2 separate regions of the Homo sapiens genome follow, and region 1 is linked to region 2. The links are chromatin loops, found by intact Hi-C in ENCODE. Cell type or tissue: ovary. All regions are shown on one strand. Links, peaks and the distances in the headings refer to the core of each region. The heading gives the core; the rest is flanking DNA. Region 1 has its middle 36 kb from the start of DHRS7C. Region 2 holds the start of RCVRN (recoverin).

What was found. Peaks named below come from ENCODE experiments on the same cell type or tissue, not always from the same donor. Only the 100,000 strongest peaks of a DNase experiment are listed, where the experiment ranks them.
Region 1: a loop joins it to region 2, with 2.5 times the contacts of the local background. A loop is called at or near these places in 1 of 110 quality-filtered maps.

Annotation. Positions count from the first base shown.
Region 1 is chr17:9,750,702-9,760,776 of GRCh38, reverse strand. No RefSeq gene overlaps it. Among named protein-coding and RNA genes, the nearest start is that of DHRS7C, 36 kb to the left of the region's middle. In ovary, for the core only: no CTCF peak of the experiment used is centred there; no DNase peak of the experiment used is centred there.
Region 2 is chr17:9,895,314-9,905,388 of GRCh38, reverse strand. It overlaps RCVRN (recoverin), which reads left to right and starts at 118. Exons shown (of 3, transcript NM_002903.3): 1 at 118-589; 2 at 4,289-4,400; 3 at 7,185-9,069. The coding sequence starts at 209. The coding sequence ends at 7,294. RefSeq lists an enhancer at 5,840-6,341. In ovary, for the core only: no CTCF peak of the experiment used is centred there; a DNase peak (open chromatin) is centred at 5,918.

The DNA of each region.
Region 1 (10,075 bases), core at 1,423-9,422, 140 kb after region 2:
TTAGGGGCCTTCCTTCCAGCTCGGGAAAAAGGAGGATGAGTAAATAACAGACATCACATCGGGGGGAAAAATGCCATCGTTGGTATTTTTTTAAATTGAGCTATTTCTTGTATACAGTAAAGCACACAAACTGTACATATAGAGCTCAGTGGAATTGTACATGTGTATGCACCCATGTAACCACCATGCAGATCAAGTGATGGAACTTTCTGTCACCTCAGAATGTTTCCTCATACCTAGTCAACCTCTACCCTCAGAAGTAACCACCAGTTTGACATCAATCACCCATAGGTCATTTTTAGCTGTTCTTGGATTTTGTGTAAGTGGAATCATAGAGTACATGCTTTTTTAGTGCTTGGCTTTCGTCACTTACACAATTTCTACATGAGTCATTCAGGTTGTACCAGTGGTTTGTATTTTTTTGTTTTTTGTTTTTCTGAGAGGTGTTCCATGGTATGAATATTTCACAACTTGTTTACTTCTAGGGATATTTTCTATTGACCTGTAGTTGTATTTATTCGTCGTGTCTTCTGCCGTGTCCATTCTACTGTTAAAAACTATCTCCTCAGTTCCTTAATGCTTTTTTTTTTTTTGAGATGGGGTCTCGCTCTGTCGCCCAGGCTGGAGTGCAATGGAGCAATCTCGGCTCACTGCAACCTCTGCCTCCTGGGTTCAAGCCACCACACCCAGCTAATTTGTTTGTATTTTTAGTAGAGACAGGGTTTCACCGTGTTAGCCAGGATGGTCTCGATCTCCTGACCTTGTGATCTGCCCGCCTCAGCCTCCCAAAGTCCTGGGATTACAGGCGTGAGCCACCGCGCCCGGTCCATCTTCATAGAAATTTCTAATAGTCAGTGCTGGTCTAGACTGAAGGAAAAATAATCAGAACTAAAATGATCATTGTTACACCAACCTAAGGGTAGACTAGGTTGGTTTGCTACCTTAATCTGACAAATGTTAGCCCCTTTGATAGATGCAGCAATCACTTATTTTTAAAACACAAACTTTTTTATTATATAAGTAATATGTGGCTCAATATAGAATCATATGAAAAAGCGGGAAAGCATAAAGAAGAAAAAAAATTCCCTTAGCCTACCTACCCATTCTTAACATTTTTTAGTCAATCCTTCCAATCTGGTCTTTCAAAAAATTTATATTTCAATAATAATAGAAATCATATTCTACCTACTATTTTGTAACCTGCTTTTGTTTACCTGAAATTATATCATAAACATTTTTCCAATTATTAGCTCATCACTCTCCTAGATGAATTCCTAGATGTATCAATTCTGGGCCATGAATATATTAAAGCCTTTTGCCACATAATACAAATTTATTGTATAGCAAAATTCATTTATTTTCACTCCCACTAGTAAATTATTAAAACGCTGGTCATGCCCTGCACTTTCCCAGCGTTAGATAATTTCATTACTTTTAAGCTTAGCCAGTTTGAAATGTTATCACTCATTCCAAACTTTTTTGTGGGCTAGGCGCGGTGGCTCACGCCTATAATCCCAACAGTTTGGGAGGCTGAGGCGGGCAGATGACTTGAAATCAGAAGTTCGAGACCAGCCTGGGCAACATGGTGAAACCCCGTCTCCACTAAAAATACAAAAATTAGCCGGGCGTGGTGGCGCATGCTTGTAATCCCAGCTACTTGAGAGGCTGAGGTGGGAGAATCGCTTGAACCCAGGAGGCAGAGGTTGCAGTGAGCCAAGATCGCACCACTGCACTCCAGTCTGGGCAACGGAGAGAAACTCTGTCTAAAAAAAAAAGAAAACTTTTTTGTGTTTCGTGCTGTTTATGTTTCTTCTATGAATTTTCTGTTCATGCTCTTTTCTATTTTACTATTTACCTTTTATCTGTAAACTACAGTTCATACGTTAACTGCTTATTAGCTATATATGTCATAAATGTCTTCCTTAGCTTGCTTCTGATGTAGAGAAAATTTAAAATTTGTATGCAATCCAAACTTGGCTCTTCTTATTATAGTTCTTCCTTTGCTTTTTTTTTTTTTTTTTTTTTTTGAGACAGAGTCTCGCTTTGTCGACCAGGCTGGACTGCAGTGGCGAGATCTTGGCTCACTGCAAGCTCTGCCTCCTGGGTTCATACCATTCTCTTGCCTCAGCCTCCCGAGTAGCTGGGACTACAGGCGTCCACCACCACGCCCGGCTAATTTTTTTGTATTTTTAGTGGAGACGAGGTTTCACCGTGTTAGCCAGGATGGTCTCCATCTCCTGACCTCGTGATCCGCCCACCTCGGCCTCCCAAAGTGCTGGGATTACAGGCGTGAGCCACTGCGCCCGGCTGCTTTTTCTGTTAAAAAGACTTCCCCAGTTATTTAAGTCACTATATTTTTTCCAGTTCTTTTATGATTCAATTTTTAGAAACAATTATTTTGACATAAGTTATTTGGTCTCCAATCTATCTTAGCATGTTTTTGAAGATGAATTAATTTGAGAAAATCTCATTAAAACATTATTTGTCCATGTAGAGTCTTCTTAACACCTAATTAGCGCTCCTTTGATGGGCAATTCATGTGCAAATAAAAGCATGTCTGTAATTTCGGGCTGTAGGCTAGCAAGGCAGCTACTGAGGATTAGAAGAGATTAAATAAAGAAATTATAAGAGGCAGACCACAATGGCTGGGTGCAGTGGCTCATGCATGTAACCTCAGCACTTTGGGAGACCTGACCTGAGGTCAGGAGTTTGAGACCAGCCTGGCCAACATGGTGAAACCCCATCTCTACTAAAAATACAAGTTAGACGGGTGTGGTGGCACCCGCCTGTCAACCCAGCTGCTCGGGAGGCTGAAACAGGAGAATCACTAGAAAGCAGGAGGCGGAGATTGCAGTGAGCTGAGATCGCGCCACTGCAATCCAGCCTGGGCGACAGAGCAAGACTCCATCTCAAAAAAAAAAAAAAAATGCAGATCACGAAAGCAGTAAGAATTACTGCAAGTGTTTCATTAGCCCTTTCTTCTGGTATATGTTGTATATATGATATATGCTGGATGCTAAAATTTTACATACCCCTTCTCTCTGCTGAAGCTCCTACCTTCCTTCTGTAGGGCAACACAAAAAGTAAGACCCCAATACGCCTCAGGCACTCTCCAAAGATGAGTGAGAAGTGGAGGCAGCTAGCTGGCCAATGAGATTCTGATGGGAGGCGCTGTTAATAATCAGCCCTTTGACCGGGCCGTGGTGGCTTACGCCTGTAATCTCAGCACTTTGGGAGGCCGAGGTGGGCGAATCACGAGATCAGGAGTTTGAGATCAGCCTGACCAACATGGTGAAAACCCATCTCTACTAAAAATACCAAAAAATTAGCCTGTAATCCCGGCTACCTGGGAGGCTGAGGCAGGAGAATCTCTTGAACCTCGGAGGCAGAGGTTGTAGTGAGCTGAGATCGCGCCACTGCACTCCAGCCCAGGCGACAGTGCGAGACTCCGTCTCAAAAATAAAACAAAATAAAATAAAATAAATAATCGGCCCTTTGATTCTGGAACAAGAAAAGATGCAAAGCTATGACTCAGTTAAAGAAAATAACATACACCACATGGCATCCTTATCTCTGAGCACCTTCAGAGAAAGCAAAGACCACATAGTCTCCCAAATGGTCATGGTCCTATAGAGGTGGGGACTCAGCTGGGCGCAGTGGCTCATGCCTGTAATTCCAGCACTTTGGGAGGCCAAGGCGGGCAGATCACCTGAGGTCAGGAGTTTGAGACTTGCCTGGCCAACATGACGAAACTCTATCTCTACTAAAAATACAAAAAAATTAGCCGGACGTGGTGGGTGCCTGTAATTCCAGCTAGTAGGGAGGCTGAGGCAGGAGAATTGCTTGAACCTACAAGGTGGAGGTTGCAGTGAGTCGAGATCACGCCACTGCACCCCAGCCTGGGTGACAGAGTGAGACACTCCGTCAAAAAAATAAAAAATAAAAAAATAAGGGGTTGGGGACTCAAGCTCAGCCCTGACATAGATCTTTTCATCCAAGTTCCAGCCAACTTCCTATGGCTAGAATTGTATGTCACATCATTTGTTTGTATTACAAATATAATTGAGAGATTATTTCAGTATGAAATATTCATCATCTCTTATGTTGATAAAGAACCTCATTATTTTGGAAAAATTTTATACACACTGTGAGAAGACCACTGAACTAGATAAATGTCCAAAAGTCTGAAGCTGGGGCTATCGAGCTATTGCTGGAGGAGACTCTAGGAGATCATTTAATTCCTATTTCCTAGTCCCTTTTATGCCACGACAGGCTCCCTGAACATTAGTCACTCCGTGCTCTGGGCCGCAGTCTACCCATCTATCTGTGTTATAGTGCTATGCCCCCTTTTATTCTCCCTTCACTTCTCCCATGCCCATCATTATTACCACTTGGTTTGAAGAGGATCGCATCTGCTGAGAGCACAAAGGTGGAAACTCAAACCACCCAATATGACAATTGCGGTACTGGAAGTATGGATCCCCCAACGCAGGGGCACTGCTGACTCTATGTCAAGGTCTAGGGAGGCAAACACAGAGGATGAAGCAGTGAAGGATGAGCAAATACACTTCAAAGAGTACCAGATATCAAAATAACAGAGTACTTGGTTCCATGTAGAATAAGGAAGTGGTGGCCGGGTGCGGTGGCTCATGCCTGTAATCCCAGCACTTTGGAAGGCTGAGGCGGGAGGATCACAAGGTCAGGAGTTCGAGACCGGCCTGACCAACATGGTGAAACCCCATCTCTACTAAAAAAATACAAAAATTCCCTGGGTGTGGTGGCAGGCCCCTGTAGTCCCAGCTACTCAGGAGGCTAAGGCAGGAGAATCGCTTTAACCTGGGACGCAGAGGTTGCAGTGAGCCAAGATCGCACCACCGCACTCCAGCCTAGGCAACAGAGTGAGATACCTTCTCAAAAAAAAAAAAAAAAAAAAAAAAAAGGGAATAAGGAAGTGGCTGAAAGATGATTATGTTCTCCACATTCAGACAGATCTAGTCCAGTTTAGAGGGTGTCTCAAATGAGAGCCTATTTTCACAGGAAATGAGGACATGAATAGCGAAAGAAAAAGTTGTCGAGAGATGATGCGTTTGACTTTTGCTGGGGTTTTTAAAACACATATTTGGAGATCATTATAAACAGGAGAGGTATGGACGGCAGATAAATAATTCTCAAATCATATGAAACTTGCTTAAGTAACTAATTTACAACGCTGAGAAAGGCTTAGTCATCCACTTAAAAAATTAATTAAGTTAATCAGTGAGCACATATCCTGGACTTGGCAGGCCAAGCTTTGTTCAAAGGTAACTAATGGCACAGAGAGCACCTCAAGTCCAAATGAGTACAAGCTGCAGGAGAGCATTTACGAGGTGTTATGGATTAAATGGTGTTTCCCTACAATGTTTATGTGTTGAAGGCATAAGCCCTAGTTCCTCAGAATGTGATCTATTTGGAGATAGGGCCTTTAAAGAGATGAGTAATTTAAAATGCAGTCACTAGGGTGGGCTCTAATCCAACCTGACTGGTGTCCTTATAAGAAGAGGAGGAAACAGCAAGGATGAGCGTGCACAGAGGAAAGGCCACGTAAGGACATAGCAAGAAGGCTGCCATCTGCAAGCCAAGGAGAGAGGCCTCCAGAGAAGCTGAACCTGCTGACACCTTGATCTTGGACTTCCAGCCTCCAGAACTGTGAGAAAAATTCATTTCTGTTGCTTAAGCCACCCCAGTCTGTGGCATTTTGCTATGGCAGCCCTAGCACACTAATGCAGAGGGTAGAACTGACCTGGGCTTGGAGCATCCTGAGAAGAGACCATCCAGCTAAAACTACTCGGATGAAGGTGTTGGTTAAGAAGTCCAGTAGCTATTCAACCCTTGCTTTATTTGGTGTTCTTTATGAAAGGTTTAATTTTTTAAAGTGGATGACTAAGCCTTTCTCAGCATTGTAAATTAGTTACTTAAGCAAGTTTCATGTGATTTAAGAATTATTTATCTGCCATCCATACATCTCCTGTTTATAATGATCTCCAAATATTTAATTCTTTTAATTCATTTATCTTTATTAAGGTGTGTGTGTGTGTGTGTGTGTGTGTGTGTGTGTGTGTGTGTTTAAGAATCAGAATTCTGACTCAAAGGACTGTGGAGCTTGTACATAAGCATCCACCATAGTTTTGTTGTCATAAAATGTCAGGTAAGGCAAGAACCTTGTGAGGAAATAAAAAGATTCTTTAGAACTGGTCTGATGCTTAAGAATGTAAAATTTATAACCCAACAATACATTCTCACATCTTGATGCTAACAGTAACTCTGCAATTGTGTTGCTCTCACCCTAAAGAATTTTCGACAGCATTTGTGTTAACAAAACAAAACATTCTTCCATCTCTATCCTTTCCCACTCCTTAATGGATGGATGGATGGATGGATGGATGGATGGATGGATGGATAGGCAGATAGACAGATATATAGGTGGATGGATAGATAAATAGATAGATGATAGATAGATAGATAGATAGATAGATAGATAGATGTTAGATAGACGATAGGTAGAACCCAGGTCCTCTCTTGTCCTCCCATCCATATCTTTGGGTAAAAGCACCTGTTTGTTGCCGAATGAGTCCTGGATGCCAAAATGGGTGTTGTTCAGAATGTTTCCACTTACCTTTCCCTTGGGCCCAGGAAGAATCTTCAGTCTAAAGAATGAAAAGAAAAGACCCATAAGAACAGGTCTTCCAAGGAAACGAGGCAGCTCTGGGAACACCTTTTCTCTCAGGATCCTAAGGCAAGACCTATTCAGCCCTCAGCAAGCCTGTCTACCTCTAGCTCTCCGTCTGCAAAAATGCCCCCTGCCCCTGAGCTATGAGAGAAAGGACTCCTTCAAGATGTTGTTGAGAGGAGAGGGCAGGGATATGGAACTGGGATGGATTCCACATGCAGATGTGCTGGGAAAGACAGCAGATCCAGTTGCTTCAGGAAGAAAATCAAGACTTTGTCCAGGTGCCCCTTGGCCAAGACAGAAACTCCCCTCAATCAGGGGACCCACTTACCTCCAAGGAATGGTGAGGCCATTCCTGTCCCCTGAGTCAAACCTGTATTGCCTCTCCACTGGACAATCCAAAAACAAGAAACAAACAGACAAATTCATCCCTGTGCGCTCTCTGAAAGAAGAAATATGAGCCCAGAGGAGGGTAAAAATAAATACCCACTTGAGGAAAATATTCCCCCAATTCGAGCATTCAGAAGCATGCCCCAAACACTGGGACGCCTAAGGTAAACTTACTTAAAACAGAATGTTAGTGACTTTTTAAAATAAAATGTGCAATACGCTTTTCTTCAAACTTCAAGTATCTTTCTAGCTAAATGAGGTAACTCTATGTTTAAAGTCAGGAGGGGCATCTGTTAAGACACTACTGAGTGTTACCGAAGGAAAAGTTCTGTATTTTATTATACTCGTGTGTATATTTATTATCTATTTTTTAAATTTTTTTTATTATACTTTAAGTTCTAGGGTACATGTTCACAATGTGCAGGTTTGTTACATATGCATACATGTGCCATGTTGGTGTGCTGCACCCATCAACTTGACATTTTAAATAATACTTGATTATATATTTATTACTTTTTTTTTTTGAGACAGAGTGTGGCTGTGTCACCCAGGCTGGAGTGCAGCTGCACGATCTTGGCTCACTGCAACCTCTGCCTCCAAGGTTCAAGCAATTCTCCTGCGTCAGCCTCCCGAGTAACAGGGGCTACAGGTGCCCACCACCAAGCCCAGCTAATTTTTTGGTATTTTTAGTAGAGATGTGGTTTCACCGTGTTAGCCAGGATGGTCTCGATCTCCTGACCTCGTGATCCACCCGCCTCAGCCTCCCTAAGTGCTAGGATTACAGGCGTGAGCCACCGTGCCCGGCCATATAGTTATTACTTTTATGAAAAGTCCTGTATTTATTGTACTGTTCCCATATTAATATTTGGACCCTTTGATGGTCTAATGAGATCGTCATGACCTTCACCTTTATCCGAACCCTTATCCTGCTTAATTATTCACCTCCTGACATAATCAAATGTGAAGAGGTTTGGCAAGGCATGCGACAATATATAAGCAAGATTCATAATTCCATTAATGGTTCTTACTACCGTAGCAGTGATGCCAGCTACACACACCTGTTCAGGAGCACTGATGGGGATGATGCACCTGCAAGAATTTGCATAGAGATGAGGCCCTTCCATGCACGAGGAAGTATATGGGGGCAGCCACCAACAAGGGCAGTCTTGCTCATGGGCACCTGTGAGGCCTCTCCCTAGAGACCACCAGAAATACTTTAGAAGCACACTGTAGAAATTTTCAGCATTGTGAGAGCCGCTGGAATTTGCGTGATTTTCATTGATGTTGCATTTCTGCCCACAGGTCAGTAAGGCCTTGAGAAGGTTGAGTTATGCTATCAATTCATTTTTACTTCTGTTACTGTGGAGCTATATCATCCATGCCTTTAATGTGTACACATAAAATTTATGAGAAATCAATTATAGTGGATTGGCAAAATATATAATAAAATGATAAAACAATGGGTGTGTGCTGATACCGCCTGTTGGAATACTTTGTGGGATATTTGAAGGGTTTTCCAACTTTGAGAAAGAACCAAAAGACGTTTTTCATGTGGCCGAACTCATAGGTAATACTAGCTAAAAAGATATCCTTACAGGTGAAATGGAATTAAATAAAGGCTGTTGAGAAACTCTGACTAAAGATGTCTTAGAGGAACGAATATAAGCATCTTAGTTTTGGATGGAACACATTTAATGTTCCATAGTAACACTACATAGGGTATCCTGCCCTTCACGTGTGATCTACAGTCACTTCCAGAGCAGTTTTGACTGATTTGCAAACATAATCCCCATATAACATGCAATGCCGGCTGGGCGCGGTGGCTCATGCCTGTAATCCCAGCACTTTGGGAGGCTGAGGCGGGCAGGTCATGCGTTCAGGAGATCGAGACCATCCTGGCCAACGTGGTGAAACCAGGTCTCTACTAAAAATACAAAAATTCGCCAGGCGTGGTGGCATATGCCTGTAATCCCAACTACTCGGGAGGCTGAGGCAGGAGAATCGCTTGAACCCGGGAGGCAGAAGTTGCAGCGAGCCGGGATCACGCCACCACATTCCAGCCTGGGCGATGGAGCGAGACTCCGTCTCAAAAAAAAAAAAGAACAGCTCTGAGAGCTCTGGCTGTACTTTACTCCCTGATTCCACTTGGCACTTGAACATGGTGCTCATTATGATTATTAGATTCACACTGATACAGGACTTCTCATATGAAAAGGTAGATTGGTCTATTTTCACATTCACTTCTCTGCATCATGGGGAGGCAGAGAAATCAAACATTAATCCAGCCTAAAGAGGTTAAAAGTCACTTAACTAGTAAATAGCCCACTCAAGAGCTCTGATTTCTAATCTAGGCTCTCTTCTCCCCAATTAATACACTCTCTATATAGAAAATTCCAATAAGCATACTTTTCATGGCACTGTGATAATTTAGCCCATGTTGATGAGGAGCTTACAGTCCAAAGTTAAAACAAGTTAGATAAACATCTCAATATATTTTAACTGTACGAGGCTGCATGCTGGATATACCAGATATACATAGAAACCTAAATGTATAACAGTATGTAGGCTTTCACCAGTTAAAAGGAAATGACCAGAAGGGGACTTGGTTAGGTCATGGAAGAAGATCAGAAGGGATGGGAGAGATGGATGGGGCACTGGAGGATTCAGAGAACTGTAGAACTGGAAGGGAATGTAGCAAGAGGGCAGTTCTGTTTTATAGATGAACAACTCAAGGGCTAAAGAGGAAAAAAAATGACATGCTGAGCTAAATCTGTCGAGTAGATGAAAGGGAAGTGGTTGGGCTGGAAAAAGCAGGATGCAAGCCATCGAATGAATGGTTCTGTCTAAAACCGCGTGGGAAACAAGGAGGACTAGAGAAAAAAATGAGTCTAGAAGTGAATGAGGTAAGGGGGGATGGGTGGGAAAATGGCAGACTCACTGAGGGTGATGGTCACTGTTTCTGTGTTGATGGCTGCCAGC
Region 2 (10,075 bases), core at 1,369-9,368:
GCACCCCCCCCCACCGCTCCCGCCCTCCACAAAGCTCCTGGGCCCCTCCTCCCTTCAAGGATTGCGAAGAACTGGTCGCAAATCCTCCTAAGCCACCAGCATCTCGGTCTTCAGCTCACACCAGCCTTGAGCCCAGCCTGCGGCCAGGGGACCACGCACGTCCCACCCACCCAGCGACTCCCCAGCCGCTGCCCACTCTTCCTCACTCATGGGGAACAGCAAAAGTGGGGCCCTGTCCAAGGAGATCCTGGAGGAGCTGCAGCTGAACACCAAGTTCTCGGAGGAGGAGCTGTGCTCCTGGTACCAGTCCTTCCTGAAGGACTGTCCCACCGGCCGCATCACCCAGCAGCAGTTCCAGAGCATCTACGCCAAGTTCTTCCCCGACACCGACCCCAAGGCCTACGCCCAGCATGTGTTCCGCAGCTTCGATTCCAACCTCGACGGCACCCTGGACTTCAAGGAGTACGTCATCGCCCTGCACATGACCACCGCGGGCAAGACCAACCAGAAGCTGGAGTGGGCCTTCTCCCTCTACGACGTGGACGGTAACGGGACCATCAGCAAGAATGAAGTGCTGGAGATCGTCATGGTCAGTCTCCCCTCTCCCCTTCTGGCTGGGCGGTGCCGGGGTCGCTCCGGGCTGGGGGTCCCCTGCTGCAGCTGCTGCAGAGGGAGTGGATCTGTGGGTGGAGCGGGGGATGCGGGCCACTGGCTCTGAGAGCGTGGTGCTCCGAGATGCTGATATTGATAGAGGGGTGGGCACTTGCCCACAGCTTCGTTGTCTTCCCGGAGCAGAATCTGAGTGTTTCCTAATACAGCCATGTTATGCTTGGCTTCACGATGTTTGGGTCAACAACGGACGATATAGACCACTGTGGTCCCATAAGATTGTAATGGAGCTGAAAAATTCCTACTGCCTAGTGACGTCATAGCACAGTTACTTTATTTTTCAAATGCATTTAGTGTAGCCTAAGTGTATCCGTAAAGTCTGTAGTTGTGTACGGTAATGTCCTAGTTCTTCACATTCACTCACTACTCACTCACTGACTCACCCAGAGCAACTCCCAGTCCTGCAAGCTCCACTCATGGTGAGTGCCCTAGACAGGTCTACCATTTTGTATCTTGGTTTTTTATTTTTTATTTTTTTGAGATGGAGTCTCACTCTGTAGCCCAGAGCTGGAGTGCAATAGTGCGATCTTGGCTCACTGCAACCTCTGCCTCCCGAGTTCAAGCAATTCTCCTGTCTCAGCCTCCCGAGTAGCTGGGATTACAGGTGTGCACCACTATGCCTAGCTAATTTTTGTATTTTTAGTAGAGACGGGGTTTCACCATGTTGGTCAGGCTGGTCTCAAACTCCCGACCTCCAGCGATCCGCCAGCCTCAGCCTCCCAAAGTGCTGGGATTTACAGGCATGAGCCACTGTGCCCGGCCCATTTTTTATCTTTATACTGTATTTTTACTGCATGATTTCTATGTTTAGCTATGTTTAGATGCACAAATACTTACCATCGTGTGACAACTGCCTGCAACATTCAGGACAGTCACGTGCTGCACAGGTTTGTAGCCTAGGAGCAAAAGGCTGGACCATGGAGCTCAGGGATGTAGTCGGCTCTACCATCTGTGTTCGTGCAAGGATGCTCTATGATGTTCCCACATAGAAGTTGCCTTAAGATGTGTTTCTCGGAATGTATTCCTGTCTCTGAGCGACACGTGACTATATTTACATTTTTTCTTTCTCTCCATCCTTTGTTTCTTCCTTCCTTTATTAAAATGTCCTTTGAAATTTTCAGCAGTACACATTCAAGTTGAATCACTGTTCATTCTAAACACACAATATGCTTCTAATATAAAGTAGAAAGAGGTCAAAGTTGGGGGCATGAACTCTGAGTTCTAGTCCTCATGTTCTCCCCAGCGCGGGGCGGATCATGGCACCACGCATGAGCCCCCGCTTCCCACGCGCGGCGTGGCTCCCCGGCTCCTGACAGTTTCCCTGTGAGGCGCACAGGCTTCCATATGGTTCCCAACACGCCTTCTCCCCTGTCCATACTGTCCTCCTGTCAGATCCTTTGTTGTGAAAGTAATGGCAAAAACCATAATTACTTTTCCACTAACCTCGTAGGTGTCTTGAAAATGGTTTATCTGATATAAAAGTAACTCATGAAATTTAGAAACCTAGGCAAAAGAGACTAACAATTGCCTCTAATTCCAACATCCAGGGAAAACTTTTCTTAGTATATCAGTATATACCTTTTCAGTCTTTTACCTATATAATTTTAAATAATGTTAAAGCTATGACATATTCACATACGATTTTTTATCATACATTTTTCAGTTACTCTTTTATCATGAGTGCTTTCCATATCATTACATATTCTTCCAAAACACTTTTTTTTTTTCTTCAGACAGAGTTTTGCTCTTGTCGCCCAGGCTGGAGTGCAGTGGCGTGATCTCAGCTCACTGCAACCTCCCCCTCCTGGGTTTGAGCAATTCTCCTGCCTCAGCCTCACGAGTAGCTGGGATTACAGGCACCTGCCCAGCTAATTTTTGTATTTTAGTAGAGACGGGGTTTCACCATGTTGGCCAGGCTGGTCTCGAACTCCTGACCTCAGGTGATCTGCCCGCCTCGGCCTCCCAAAGTGCTGGGATTACAGGCGTGAGCTTCCGCACCCAACCTCTTCCAAAACTCTTTTAATAGCTGCTTGGAATTCTGGCTTATGGAAATGTGGAAATTATTGAACATTCCTATGTTTTTGGACATTAGGTTGTTTCCATTTCTTTCCTATTATACCAGTTCTAATTTCCTTCATTTGATTTTTTTTTAATTTATTCTTTTTCAGTCCCCCTGCCCCTGCCACTTACCTTATTCTTCTAATTCCATTCCTGTTAGTAGAGACTATTGTTTAGATGTTAATAACTTTGTGTGCATTGGCAATCATGCTTTCATTTGCATGATGACAAATGCACAAAAATCTTCCACAGTTATTAGGAGAAATCATAAATAAAACAGCAGAGCATGCAGCTTGTGGTCCATGGGCTTATCCTCAATGCTCAGCTCGGGCCTCCCATTCTGGCAGGCATGTGTCTCTCTCATTGTTATCTTGGCACAGCCTGCAGAGAAAGCTCCCTCGGATTGGCTGTGGGGTCTCTGGGTGGCCTGGGACAGGGACTAAGTCTTCAGAGTGGCATAAACAATGCAGGGCCCAGCAGAAGCCTACAAATTGATACTCATTGAATAAAAGGAGGAGGAAAGGGAGGAGGGGGAAATGAGGGAGGGAGAGAGGGAAGGTAGGAGTCAGGAAGGAAAGAGGGGGAAGCAAGGGGAAGGAGAGAAGGAAGGGAGGGAGGAGAAGGAAAGGAGGAGAGAAAGGAAGAAAGAAGAAAGGAAAGGGAGGGAGGGAGACTCCATCAATGGCTGGGGCTGTGCAAGGTGGCAGAAGGCTCTGCTATTCACCAGATTACAAGTTCATGGGCAGAGCACTGACTGAGGGAGTTAAAAGTGAAGGGTTCTAGTCCCAGCTCTGACTCCAACTAGCAGTGTTGCTGTGGGAAAACCATATAACCTTCCTGGGCCCAGGGTGAGGATTTGATTATTTTTGCAGTCTTTCCTGAGGCTCTGGAGGTCTGTCCCTCCGTGTTGGAAGTGGGGTGGGCAGGCACTCACTGCCAGCTTCTAGCTGGCACACCTGCACATGGTGCCCAAGGCCCTGCACAGATGGATAGGAGTGTAGGAGCCACCTACACTGGCGTCCAGCTCAGGGCTTTGAGTGCTGCCAGCGACGCTGCTGCCCTGGGCTGTGGCTTTGGCCTCTTTACTCCTTTATCCAGCACCAGGGGGCTGAAGGGAAACTTCTCAAAGCTGTCGACCTTCCCTCCAGGATAATTTCACAGCCATTATTGCCCCTGCCTGACCTGCTCACAGGTGTCTCCGGGGAGGCAGAACGCAAATGGTTTGCGAATGTTTTCTCCCATTCCATAAGTTACATTTTGATTTTGTTCATTGTTTCCTCTGACATGGAGAAGCTCTTTAGTGTGATGCTATCCTGCTTGTTTATTCTGGTTTATGTTGCCTTTGCTTTTGGTGTCATATCCAAAAAATTATCGTCAAGACCAGTGCCAAGAAGCTTTTCCCCTACGTTTTCCTCCAGCAGTTTGACGGTCTGAGGTCTTATGTTTAAGTCTTTAATCCATTTTGAGTAGATTTTTGTGTACAGTGTAAGATGTGGATTTTCCAGGGTTGCCAGCCCCTTAAAGTTCCTCCTAACGAGTTCTTTCTTTCTGTTTGGTACAGGCTATTTTCAAAATGATCACTCCCGAGGACGTGAAGCTCCTTCCAGACGATGAAAACACGCCGGAAAAGCGAGCCGAGAAGATCTGGAAGTACTTTGGAAAGAATGATGATGGTGAATTCCTTTTCCTTCATTGCCTTTGATTTTTCAACCATGGGCTGTTTCCTGGAAATCCCAACAAGATTTATTCTTCTGAGTCACAGTGTCCAGGCAGGATGGGGGACACCTCATTCCATTGTGCATTTTCAGAGCTGTTTGAAGGGTTGGACAGGGGAATGGCCTTAAGGGTGAGCAGGAGCCAAAACTGTTTTCTGTGCAATTAGAACAAGAGCAAACTTCAGCTCACCCTAGCTTTGAATTAATATCGAGTCCCAAGTCAGTGGGATCTGTATTTCTATGGTTTTACTTTGGGAAGTTGGTTTGGGTCCTCTGAGAAACACCACCAAGATAGGATTAGATTTAAATGAGATTGCAAGAGATTTATGGGAGGAAAGGCTGAAGAAGGAAAACAGGCTGGGATCGAGAGGAGGCTGGGAAAGCTATCAGACTGCCAAGCAGATCTGACCCCTGGCAGGGAGAGAGGGAAAGAAAGGAAGGTTAGGAAAGAAAGGAAGGTTAGGAAAGAAAGGAAGATTAGGTAAGTAATGCCCGAGACTGCAGTGCAGTCTGAGGAAGTGTTGACAGAGTCGATGGGGTGTCCTCAGTGCCCCTGTCAGTCTTGGTGCCCCTGCCCTGTCAGTCAGTGGCTGGAAGCAGCCCCCAGGAAGTGTGATCCTGCACTGTAGGCAGTGATGGACTCCAGCACTCGGCTGCTGGGGCTGTGTGTCTGTGATGCTTACGGCCAGCACAAGGATGCGGTAAAGGAGCTGGTATTAGGCTGGGGCTGCAAACACATATGGCTGGAGGGGCAGGAATGATGAAAACGAGTTATGTGGACAGTCATCTACAAGCAGTGGGGATTGGCAAACAGCAGAGGGTGCACCTCTGGTCTGATGGCTTCCAGCATATTCCATGTGGGGCTATGGAACCCGTGGTTGAGACATCATCTGATTTTTTTTTAAGAGAAGCCAGCCATGAAGACTTTAAAAATCCAGTGTGTCTCAACTGATAAAACACAGCATGGCCCAAACACATCCAAGGGTCCTGTATTAACCCCTTTGGTGACCTCTGGAGGCAGTCTTCTGCCAAGGTTCAAGAAGAAAAAGCTGAGCAGGATGCTAAATAAGGGCAGAGAGAGATGACCCTGCTCCTCCTAATCTGCCAACAAATGATGAAATAAGAGAAGCATGAAGGTCATTGGGGTAGGAGGAACATAGGACACAGAATTTAAGGAGGCGCTCGTTCTCAGGGGTCAACAATGCACTCACAGGACCTGAAAGTGAGCGCCTCCTTAAATTCGCGCCTTGGTACTTTACCCACCTTTCCCTCATCGGCCCGGATTGGCCCCTCACCTTTGAGCACTCTCTCCTCCTTGCACAGACACTGGCTACCAAGATGCCTTCTTTTGGCACTTTGCCCCACTGGCTCCTTAACTGGCTTCGCGACCTCCCTCTGGGTCCGTTCATGTGTCGAGCCCTGTGTTCTGCTTTTTGCTCATCTGAAAACCTCCCTGGTGAACATCCCGGGAGGGGATGACGTCAGAAGCCCCGAGGTCGACGTGTTACTCCTGTTCGTGATGTGTTGTACGTGTTTCCACGCGGCCCATCTGGAGACAATGCCTCAGGGCAGAGTCAGGCTTTGATGGTGGGAGTTTCAAGCTCTCTGTGAGCTCTCTGTGGGGTGGCTGGGATGTTAAAACCCAAATTTTACCACCCAGACTTGCGGAGGAAGCCATCCTGGATCCTAACCCAGAAGGGATTAAAGGTATCCAAAAGGCCCAGAGCATAAGTCAGAAATCACATTCAGTTCAGCAAAGCTTTGTTGAGCACCGACTCTGTGCTAGGCACTGTGAACATACAACAGAAAGGAGCATCTGTCTCATGCTAGAGGTATTTCTGCGTGTGACTGCCTTCCCCGCCAGGTCAACAGTTTCCCAGGGAGGGACTTCATCTCACTCTCTTCTATTGTACACCCCGCCTCCGCTCCCTGTGGTGGCCTTGGCTCCAAGCACAGTGGCATCTGGGCTCAGGACCATGCATTTAACTGGACTGATCTGAATACAGTTAGCCACCTGATTAAAAACACCGGAAAACCAGGTGTGGGCGCAACAAGGCTGTCTCTCAGTCCTGATCCCAAATAAGGAGGCAGATGAGACTGGGGGACGCAGGGATGGATGCATAGGAAGGGATCATGGCGGAGTTGTCAGCCAGGAATCATGGGGCTGCCTGTGTGCTGCAGGTGCCAAAGAGACCTCTCTGCAAGCCACACTCCCCCTGGCATGATCTCATTGGGCCCTTCACTTCTCACTCCTATTTCTGGAGGGATGTTGTTCCCTGCTTCTCAGCTGAGACTCTGGGCCTGACATCCAGATTGTTTTGCTATGCTCAGACCCCCAGAAGCTCCTCCTGAACTTGATCCTTGAAACTTGAGCTACTATAGAAAATAGAATAACAATTAATAGTTATTAATTATTGAAGTATTTAATAACCAGCAAGGCAGGGGCACCGGCCAATCGGAAGAGACACATAGCACAAGACTGGCATCTTGGGGGCCCCCCCAGTGCCAGTCATTCACCGCTCTTTGCTGGTCTGCAGGGAGCTCCAAGGGTCATGGGAAAGGAGGTGGGTATCTGGACTGGGGTGGGGGAATATTGAATACTCAGGGCCACTGAGTATTCAATATTCTTATAATAGATACATTCACACTGGGGATACTGGCTAGATGTCAGCCTCATCGCAGCTCACTTGGCTATCAATCCTGACTGTTTTATGTACGTATATATTTTTTCCCAATGCACAGATAAACTTACAGAGAAAGAATTCATTGAGGGGACACTGGCCAATAAGGAAATTCTGCGACTGATCCAGTTTGAGCCTCAAAAAGTGAAGGAAAAGATGAAGAACGCCTGATGCCAACTGTTCAGCTGTCCTCCCTCCACCTACCACTCACATGACACCCGTGAGCGCCTGTGCACACACACACACATGCACACACACGCGCGCGCACACACACACACACACATCCACCCCAGGGCCAAGAGAAAGGCCTGCACACAAGCCCACAGCACAGCTCCCTGCCAAACTGAAGCATCTGTAGTGACCCACTGGTTCCTTCTTCCTGGGTCTTCAGCATTCCCTCCCATCATGCCCGGTCCCACCCCTCCCTCTGTCCACCAGCCCATGGCCCTGTGCTAATCCCAGGATTAGGCCATAGGAGTCCTAAGTGTCACCCCGCTGTAAGCTCCTTTGTGGAGTGCTGGGTAAGCAGTTTCCAATAAACGCAAGCTGAGCTGGGCACGTGGCTGCTGGTCATCCTTCAACTGGAAAAGGAAATGATTTCTATCAGTCACACCTCAAAGACAAGGCTGTGTTGCGATGGCAGCCCTAGGCTGGGCTGCTTTGGTGCGGAATGAGTCTAATGCGGTCCTGCTGTCATGGAGCTCATGGTCCAGAGGGGACAATGAACCTGGAAGGAGCCATGACCAGTGGCCCAGGTTACCATGGAAACGTGCAGAGCACCAGGGGAGGACACAGTGGAAGGGGCTGACTTGTCAGGGGGGATCAGGGACCACATCCCTGACGAAGGGAGATTTAAATTCAGAACCACTGCACACGAGGCGGGGGACGGGGTCGGGGTGGGGAAGTCTCAAACAGAAGGCGGCCAACACAGAGCCGCTGAGGCATGAATGACCATCTCGAGTTCCAGGAGAAGGTCGGGGTGGCTGGAGGGTAGAAGGAGGAGGGAGAGCAAAGTGTGAGCTGAATCTAAAAGGTAGGCGGGGGCTGGACCACGCAAAGCCCTCCCTGCAGCCTGTGGTAAGCACTTGGGGGCTCACCATGGGGACAGCGGTGCCACTGTGGAGTTGGAAGTAGGAGGGGTTTATGTTTGTAAGAGAAGTCCCCAGCAGGCTAAAATAAGTCAGAGAGGAGCAACTGGGGGCTCCCTGGAGTCAGGGAGCCCGATGAATAAGCTTTTGCAGCCACTCAGATGGCCTGGGCCAGGGGAAAGGCAATGGGATGGAGAGGACCAGATCCAGTGAGGACACATTTAGGAGGTAGCATCCACCTGGCTGGCTGAGGGGGCAGGAGGAGAGAGGGCAGGAATGGCAGCCAGGCCTGTAGCTTGGGCAGTGGGTGAATAGCAATGCCATCTATGGAGATGAGAAATACAGAGAGTCTTTGGGGTTTCAGGGAACAATGATGAATTCAGCTTCAATATAGTATGAGGTGAAGGCAGAGCCATAGATGGCCCTAAAGCCCCTTGTTTTAGAGACAAGGAAAAGGAGTCCCAATGACAGGAAGCAGCTTGCCCAAGGGCAGCCAGCTGATGAGCAGAGGTCAGGCAAGGGCTACCCACCGGCCCCCAACTGCCTCCTCAAAGCTCCAGGGCCTGGGATACCCAGGAACTCCATCAGTGCATTCTCCAAGATCCCTGGATTTGTTGCTTTGAAGGCCCATTTATTCTCCAGCCTCAAGTTCCAAGATGAGGTCAGAAAAATGCATGGATACCCTGGATTCTTGACTGACCTGTCTGCAACCTCTTGAGGCTGAGGAGTCTCTAGTTGCTGGTATTGTGGTGATGCCTCCAGACCCCACTTTAGCCACAGAGATGACACAATCACCACTGCCAAAGAGCACTCCTCTGTGTGGAGAGCAAACGTGAGAATAAACACTTATGAACCGTGCACCATGCTAGACTCTGCCATCATTATTTCATTGATGGAGATGTTATTATCTGCACAATACAGATGAGGATACTGAGGGCAGGAAGTGTGAGTAGGAGTTGGTACTTAAACTGGAGTCCCTTTGATTACACCAGATTTCTCCAATAGTTTTGACCTGGACACAGCAGGATAGAGAACTCTAGGATTGCACAATGTCAGAGATGGAAAGGGGAAGGAGGCTACAAGGCATGAGTCCAGAGGTTCTGGGAGGAGAAGGATTATTACTAGAATCATCTACCCAAGGCATTCTCCCATGTAGACATAGTGGGCTATATAGAAGCCAGTTCAGTGGGAGATAAAAGACTCTGTGGGTCCAGTCCAGAGTGTTCTAGGAATATAACCAAAGGGCTCAATGCTCTTTCCACCACACTCCATGAATGAATCTGGTTGCTTCGAGGATGAGGCTGGGGGCTTTTCACTTCTCTCTGAGGTCAGTCTATCATTGTCACTTGAGTCTAAAAGGACAGACACTGCATAATTAGGTCCTTGCTGGTTTGTGGTTCAATGGGAGAGCCAAAGAGTGAAAACCTAATTAGTGCCTCTTTTTTTAGCTTAGGGTGGAAGGACCACTTGGGCTGAGATTCTCTACAGCTGTATGACACTTTGTGGAAAATAAAGCATGAAGTTCAACTTGGCCACAGGGAAGAGGAGGTGGAGATAGTGATGAGCTATGTCATCAAGACTCTTCCAGATGCAAAAGGTAGATGACCTGGCACAAATTATTGTGGCACAAATAGAAATTGCTTGGCTCTTATAGCTGAAATTCTAGGAGTAGGGCTAGCTTCAGGTATGGCTTAATCCAGGGGCTCCAACAATGTCCCAGAGTTCATTTCTCCCTCTCCTGGTTCTGGTTTCTGCTGTCACCACCATTCTCAGACAGGTTCTTCCCATGCTGGCAGGACGGTCACCAGCAGATCCAGGCTGCCTTCTTCATGGTTCCAATTTCAGCAGAAAAGAGAAAATGCTT